Regions from separate parts of the Homo sapiens genome. Here all the other regions are linked to region 1. The links are chromatin contacts, found by Hi-C or POLR2A ChIA-PET in ENCODE. All regions are on one chromosome and are shown on one strand. The core of a region is the stretch at or near the end of the contact, and the rest is flanking DNA. Distances in the headings are between cores, read along the strand shown.

Region 1 (2,556 bases), core at 22-2,521:
GCTTTATTCCTGTTGTGGATAGGAGAAATTGGGTTACTTACAAATGGTCTTTAAGCTTACTACATTGATTCCTGTACTGATCTGATGATGGCCCAAGGCTTTAAGGAGGTGTGTTGATTCATCTAAATTAGGTGGAGTAATATGGACTTAAAAAAAGCACATATCTTTCCTGTTGGTATGATGGGAGACACAAAATGCAGTCAAACCTTGTAAACTAGGATTCAGGACAAACTCCTCCTACAAAAAGAAAATTAAAACTAGTTGCTAACCTTTGGAGATCTCAGAGACTAGGACTTAACTCCTTGAAATATTAATGCCGTTTCTACTACAATTTTCTTAAGAACTCTTCATATTAAATTAGATGATTGCACATTACAATTGTATTGGCATGCAAGATTACTTACATAGACTTGTACATTTATTTACGTTGACTTTTAGGTCAATTTTTGAAAGATCACATTTTACACACAAGATGGGGAAGGTTATTTTTCTTTTTTTCTTTTATAGAGGTATGGTTTTGGTTAGTTGTTCAGGGTGGAGTGCTGTGGTGCAGTCTGGCTCACTGCAGCCTAGTCCTGGGCTCAGGATCCTCCCACCTCAGCCTCCGGAGTAGCTGGGACTAGTCTTGTACCACCATGCCCAGCTAATTTTTTATTTTTTGTAGAGATGGGGTCTCACTTTGTTGCCCAGGCTGGTATTTTTCTATTTCACCTTCTATTACCTTCCTGCCCATCTTGTATCATTGTCCAGGATTCCTCCAGTTTTGTAAAGAACGAATTCCGTGAAAAGGTGAGGTGGAGCATTGTAGGATCTTTTCCAGGCCTTTGAGTTGCCATTTGAAGAACTGCTCGAGTCCAAAGGAGGTTAATGAAGTAAGCAGCTTACATATAATGAGGGGCTATGTATCTACCTTGATGCTTTGGCTGTTACCTGCAGTAATTTTTTTCACCCTTGGAGGAGGGATTAGGATTGTGATAGTGGGAACTGGTCATCTCCTTTGTTTCTGGAATATTACGTGTAATACTACCAAAAAAAGAGGTCCACCCAACTGCAGTAGTCTTCCTAGTTGGTCCATCATTTGCCTCTTGCCTGGGAAAGCCTAGGACCTAGAAGCAGCGCCTGAGGCCTGCAAACCTCTGGGCGAAGATACACTGCGGCCCCTTTAAGCTTTCAGAGTGTGCGGAGAGGGGAGCTGAGGGTGGGGCGGGCACTCTGACAGTGGCGCTCCGGGCCCCGCCCTCGGAGGAGGCGTTTCCCAGCGGACCGCAGCACCAATGCTGCTGCCGCCGCCGCCGCCGCCTGCCGGGTATTCCTGCTGATCCTGCTCGGACCTTAGCTTCCCTGACCTCTCCCTGCCCGGGGAGCGTAAGTGTCAAACCACGGGCAAAGGGCAAGCATCCCGCGACCGTGCTGCAAGTCCTGGTGGACAGTACTGGGGACTTTGCTGGCCTATCAGAGGCTAAGGCGGCGAAAGAGCGTAAACAATGCCGGCTCCAGTGAGCTAAAGCCAGGGTATCTGCTCTACTTCTGGGTGGTGACAGCAGCCGTAGGGTGCTTGTTTGGGCATGCAGTGGGTGAGCAGTGCCCACGACCTGGCTTTGCCCCCACCTGGTTCTTACTTGGGGTGAGGAGAGGGTTGCTTTTACCAGAGTATAACCCATTTGAGCTGAATGGGTGGAGCTGAATCTCTCTCTCTGGGCCTTGGATCCTTACCCTGGTATTTGAAGACCTTGGTAGCTTTGGGATGAGTAAGCATTAGGTTTTCAGCTACCTTGGTACAGTCGAGCAGTAACTCCAAGTTGTCCTAATTCACAGCCAGGTTTAGCTGTCTCTCCAGAGGCCTGTGTTGGTGGTATCCCGTACCCCTTTTGGATATGTTGACAGTGAACATCTCTTAGGAAGAGTCCAGTTAACCTTTCCTCCTGATATAAAGAGCACAATGTGAAAGAGACAGCTCTTTACCCCTCTCCATCTCTGAAGGAATTTGTGGGACGCCACTGTCCCAAGATTAGGAAAGCAAACACACCAAAGTTTGAGATAATCTGCTAGAAAACTGTTCAGATTTCTGGCCGCCTGGTAATGCAGAATACTCCGGCAAGAGGATAACACTTGTCCTTGTTAATGGGAAATACCTGGAGACAGTGAGTTTTTTTTTTAATTTGAGGGAAAGTGTTGTCATTTTTGCCACCTGCTACTCAGAGATGGGATTTTGTCAGATTTTGGTTAAATAATAAAAATCTTAAGTTTTCTATGACAGTTACATAGTTGTTGTGTTTCTTTAATCCAGTTGTCCTTCCTAGACATGGTTTGAGTAGATTTCTGGGCATGTGTATGCATTGCTTTTTTAAAAAAATAATTTCTTTTTTTTTTTTTATGAGCCTATCATCACACTCAGTGGTCATTCAAATGGGTTGCTTTTTGATGGAGCAGAAGTTTTTCTCAAACTTCTGTTAAAATCATTCTGTGCTTCTGCAATAGCATCTCCTTAGCCAGAGGTGAGAGTCCAGGAATGGTAATCAAATTCAGATCTCTTGTATTGTGATAGTGAAGAGCTTT
Region 2 (2,556 bases), core at 32-2,531, 780 kb before region 1:
GCCCAGGCTGGAGGGCAGTGGCACGATCTCGGCTCACTGCAAGCTCCGCCTCCCGGGTTCACGCCATTCTCCTGCCTCAGCCTCCCAAGTAGCTGGGACTACAGGTGCCCACCACCACGCCCGGCTAATTTTTTGTATTTTTAGTAGAGATGGGGTTTCACCATGTTAGCCAGGATGGTCTTGATCTTCTGACCTCATGATCTGCCTGCCTCAGCCTCCCAAAGTGCTGGGATTACAGGCATGAGCCACCGCAATCGGCCAAGATTTCTTGACCTAGCGTCTTTAATCCTTCCGCCCCAAGCCCACATGCAGCCCCAGTTCCCCAACAGCCTCTGCTCTGTACATTTGTGCCGCACTGGCAGCTGCTCTCTGTGTCTGTTGTCTTCCACGGAAGCCTTGTGCAGGAGGAGCTGAGCTGAGAGACAGGGCTATTTATAAATAGAAAGTGGGTGTAAAGTTCTGCAGTCACAAGTGTTTTAAACAAGACTAATTCCATCATCTCCCCCAATCGAACTTTGAAATTTCTGTCCACCTCCTCATCTCCCATCTTTCTCAAAAGCCTGCAAGTTCTTCTCCTCTCCTTGGTCAAAGCCACCATAAGCCTGGATACCATGGTAGCTAAGAGATGTGACATGGAACAAAGTGTAGGAATTATATAGATTCAGCATAGTCAGAGTCAAAGCTACTGACATAACATAAATGTTCCTACCACCTAGTAATATTTAGTGATGGCTCACCATGTGCCCTGCCCATGTCGCCATTAGCTCCAACCCATAAAACAGCCATATAAGCTAAATACTGCTCCCATTTTAGTAGTGGAAAAGTGAGACTCAGAAGGGTTCATTGATTTGCCCAAGACTGGTGGTAAATAGCAAAGCCCAGATTCTGATATGGGTCTGCAAATCTGGAATTTCTAATATGGCACGCACATGCATTGCGTCCCAGTATTTTTCTGCATGATGATCGGAGCACAGATTTTAACGAAGAGTGAAGTATGAATCTTAATGAGAGGAGGGAACTCGTGGTTTTATTATAATAATGAAAGGATCAACATTGTATGCTCAACAGTTAGTTAGATGCCCAGAAGCCCAACTCAAACTGGCTACATTGGCTCAAGTAATAAAAATGGCCAGTGGTGAATCTGGGGGTTCAAACAAGGGCATCGGGATTCGGTCTTCCCACCCCTCGGCTGGTTTCCCTCTCCGACGGGCTCTCCACATGGCAACAAGATGCCAGCTGGCAGCTCCACTCACATGGCTTCTTAGAGCTTGTGATTCCAGAGAAAGAGCAAAATCACTTTGGAGAGCTCCAGCAAAAATCCCCAGGAGGACTCTGGCTTGAAACACACACCCATCTGTAAAGCATTTGGTGTGTCTGGGAGACGCTAGCCAGGCCTGAGTCACAGGCCCATCTGAAGGGGTAGAGGTCCAGGGTCAGCCCCAGAACCACATACATTCTGCTGTTCTGTTCTGTTTCCTGTCCTCCGCCCCCACACTCTTCTCAGAGCTGGACTGTTTTCTAGTGGGATGCATGGCTCATCCAAGGAAGGTTCACTGGGCAAAGACATACATTACACCCTGTCCAAAAGAAACAGTTTTAATAGAAAGGGAAAAAAACAACAGTTCACCCAGAACATGTGACACGTGAGACTCCATGAAGCTAAGCTGAGCACAGAAGCTGGTGTGTTTGAAACCTTCCATGCACAGGTACATACATATGTCAGCTCAATCACCCCATGAGCCTGATAATAGCCACTTTTTCTCACTTTTTAAGTGAGAGAAATGGAAGCTCAGAGATAAAGATTTAAGTGACTTGCTAGTAAATAGCAAAACTAGAATGCAAACCTGGGTATATTGGAGTCCACATCCTGCAAGCTTTACACCACAGCACACTGCCAAATTGGAGGAAACCAGGTGTTGAGGGTGAGACTGCTAGATGAGCTCGTGGAAGTCGTGTCCCCAGGGAAGCACACATCTGACTGCCTGACGTGCTCTGAGAGCAGCAGGCACTGAGCTGGAGACTGCCCTGTCCTGGTAACTACAGTCTCGCCCAGCTAGTCGCTGAGTGGCTGATAAACTCTTCACATTCATCAATGACAGTTTCCTCTCAGCTGGAAGAAAAAGCTGCCAGGGAGCTGCTCCCCCAACCTTCCTTCTGATGGGGAAAGACTCCCCTGGTGCTGTTGATGAGACAGGAACCAAAGGAGAAAGTTGGATTTGGAAGGAAGGGCATGTGGGCATGGGATGAATGGATGATTGGATAAATAAATAATCCCAGAAAAATGATTTGAAAAGTTAGAAAAAAGTTATGATTCTAAGTTTAGAGACAAGATGGCAATATGGCACAAGAGGGATAGGAAGCTCTGGGATAAATTAGGCTATCGCATTTGCTGAAAATCCCTGTGCAGAGAAAAGGAGAGCCAAAGAAACCAGTGTGGCTCTGTAGAGAGCTCTCTGATAAGTTCAAAATTTAAAAGGTGGGGTACAAGAGACGGAAGGAAAGGTGAAGTCCGTGATAAACTGAGACTTGGAAAAGGTGCAGACAATAAAAGATATT
Region 3 (2,556 bases), core at 28-2,527, 730 kb before region 1:
CAAATATATGGTAATATTTGTGACAACATTCTGTAAGCTATAATGGTCTATAAATATAGGATGTTTTCAGTCAACTACACATAAAACTATTAACAAGAACAAGATCATATATCAGCATTATGAATGTATATAAAACTACCCAGTACAATTAGGGAATATGATCATGTACAATTTAAGGACTATATGGTACCAGAAAAACTCTGGTTAGTTTTTTTCCCCCCCAAAGGCGAAAGAGGAAAACCCTTGAGGCTTCTGCTTGGAAGCCCACTTGTTGTTTGTGGTAAGGTAGGATATAATCAGTATTTGTGGGTATAAAAATTATATTCTCTGGGAAGCCAGATGATGTTAGAGAGAAACCATCCCATGAGTTATTTGCATGTTGATGGGGCCAAAAGCTTCCAGAACAAAGTTTTCTTTCTTAATCTGCATTTAACTGCCTCACAAGGTCTGGAACCTAGGAATAAATGTTGGCTTAAACAACAACAACAACAACAACAAATTGTACTGCTTGCGTTCCATCTAGACCCAGGGATTCCAGAGTAACTCAGGAGGAAGTCTTTAGAGACCTAACCTGAGTTAAGAAAAAAAAATATATATATATATTTTTTTTTCGGTAAAAGCAGGTTATGGCTGGGCAATCGGTCTCTTAATAGAATCTTTGTGAACTTCCTTATGTCGCAGCGATCGTTGCCAGGTTGTGCGTTCACACTGATTATCTTGCTAAAAAGCACTCCCTGCACTTGGAACACACATATTCACATCCCAGCAAAGAAGGAAGGCCTGGATGCTGTTGCTTGTCTGCTGGGGCAAAAAGGGGCGTGCCATGTGCCCAACGCTGGCCAAGCACCAGTCACTCACTCATCCATTTATTCAACAAATATCTTATTATGCTCCTATTCAGTGCCCAGTAGGGGTGCCTCCTTGCCCACCAGGGTCATCTAGAGCTCCTGTGGGTGCGATGGGCGGAGTCGAGAACTTCAGATTCCCAGGCCTGGCTCTTCCCTCCAGTAGGGATCGGAGACAAAGAGATGCGCCCCTGCAGCTCCCTAGGTTGAGGGCTCCGCCCGCGGCCCCAGGGGCTTAGGTGCGGCTGCTCCTCCACTTCCCAGCCCGAGGGGGCGCTGCAGCGCCCGGCGCTCGGCCCGCCCCTACGCCGCGCTCCGCTCGCATCGGCGCTGCGGGCGGCGCCGCGGTGATACGTTCCCCCTCGCCGCGCTCCCCCTCCTCCTCTGCCCTCCCCGCCGGTGGTAGGTGCCGGAAGTGCCGCCATTTTGGGGTGTTCTGCTCTGGCGGCAGCGGCAGCGGCGGCGGGACGCGGAGGCTCCCCCGGGATTCGGCCTCAGCAGCGAGGCGGCGGCGGCGGCTGCGGAGGCGCAGGCAGCAACTGAGGCAGCGGCAGGCTCAGGTGCAGCCGCTGGTGAGTGCTGCGGCCGCAGGATAACGGGCCGCGGGAGGGAGGGAGGGGAAAAAAGGCAAGAGGGAGGCGCCGCGGGGCGGGTCCGGTTAGGGAGGCCGCGGGTCACAGGGCCCTCCGGGCGCGGCCTTTTCTCGTTCCCTGCGTCCTGGGGTAGGGCTGCGATCTCCTCCTGCATGTCGGGGTCCCCGGCTCCCCGGGTCCTGTCGCGTTTGCCCAGCGCGTGCCCCCGCGCCCAGGGAGACCCGCCCTCCTCGTGGCTTTGCTTCCTCTCCCCGCGCCCTTTACCTTCACTCTCTAGGCTCAGAGGCCTCGTGCCCTGCCCAGGGCCAGCTCCGTTTTCCTCGTCTTTCTGGCTGCCGTGCTGGACCCAGGCTACCTGCCCGGGACACCCCATCTCTGCCCCTGTCGTCTCACGTGTTCTTAGTGTCCACTCCTGTGGGTGCCGAAGGGTCCGCGCCCCTAGAAGGCAGCGCTTTTCCCGAGCCTCGAGAGCCCCTCGTTCCTCGCCCCAGATCCGCTACGGCCTTGGCTCGCCCTCCCCCCACATCAGGTGCTCACCCAGTCGTGGCCTAGTAGCTGGGCAGGAATCTCGCACCCGGGAGCGGGAGGAGCACATTAAAGCGCTTTCTTCGCTAGGGACCAGGCTTTGATTTTAAAGCCAGTGGTGTCGTGGTTGTGGTCCTCCGGGTAGGATGTTGTTGTAATTCTTGGAGACCATTACACATGCACCAAGGAGCTTCTCATTGGTTTAGGCTCATACCCATAGTTGAGGGGAATGTGGTAAGATTTTGACTGGAATCTGTTTCCGCAAAATGGAATCTCTTTCTCGCCAGGAGAGAGCTGTAGGTTTATTACCTTCGAGTAAAAAGGCTGTATAACAGTTTTAAAGAGCATGAAATGCTTTATAATGTGTGCAGTGTAAGAGGTTACAAATAATGAATCTTTTACAAGAACTTCATCTTTTTTTTTTTTTTTTTTAAGACGGAGTTTCGCTCTTGTTGCTTAGGCTGGAGTGCAGTGGCGCTATCTCGGCTCACTGCAACCTCCCCAGGTTCAAGCAATTCTCCTGCCTCAGCCTCCCAAGTAGCTGGGATTACAGGCATGTGCCACCAGGCCTGGCTAATTTTCGTATTTTTAGT

The links. Hi-C counts contacts between places; a loop is a spot of excess contacts on that map. ChIA-PET counts read pairs that join two places held with the same protein, here RNA polymerase II (POLR2A). Pooled maps may share reads with other maps.
Region 2: POLR2A ChIA-PET joins it to region 1 with 11 read pairs in AG04450. The contact joins two enhancer-like sites. POLR2A ChIA-PET finds 5 or more read pairs at or near these places in 2 of 52 experiments (AG04450 and endothelial cell of umbilical vein).
Region 3: a pooled map shows a loop between it and region 1 (3-fold over the local background). The contact joins the promoter of CELF1 here to the enhancer-like site in region 1. A Hi-C loop is called at or near these places in 1 of 50 pooled maps. POLR2A ChIA-PET finds 5 or more read pairs at or near these places in 3 of 52 experiments (CD4-positive, alpha-beta T cell, GM12878 and MCF 10A).

Annotation. Positions count from the first base shown.
Region 1 is chr11:46,825,571-46,828,126 of GRCh38, reverse strand. All of the region lies in intron 1 of CKAP5 (cytoskeleton associated protein 5), which reads left to right. Among named protein-coding and RNA genes, the nearest start is that of CKAP5, 19 kb to the left of the region's middle. RefSeq lists enhancers at 839-1,389, 1,390-1,942. Within about 2 kb of position 1,271, at least 24 of the 41 ENCODE cell types and tissues checked have a DNase peak (open chromatin) inside an H3K27ac peak, as active enhancers do.
Region 2 is chr11:47,606,381-47,608,936 of GRCh38, reverse strand. It overlaps a transcript of MTCH2 not described here. Among named protein-coding and RNA genes, the nearest start is that of C1QTNF4, 13 kb to the right of the region's middle. Within about 2 kb of position 1,281, at least 5 of the 41 ENCODE cell types and tissues checked have a DNase peak (open chromatin) inside an H3K27ac peak, as active enhancers do.
Region 3 is chr11:47,551,853-47,554,408 of GRCh38, reverse strand. It overlaps CELF1 (CUGBP Elav-like family member 1), which reads left to right and starts at 1,277. Exons shown (of 15, transcript NM_001376376.1): 1 at 1,277-1,417. RefSeq lists silencers at 1,002-1,531, 1,602-1,691 and enhancers at 1,039-1,714, 2,390-2,556.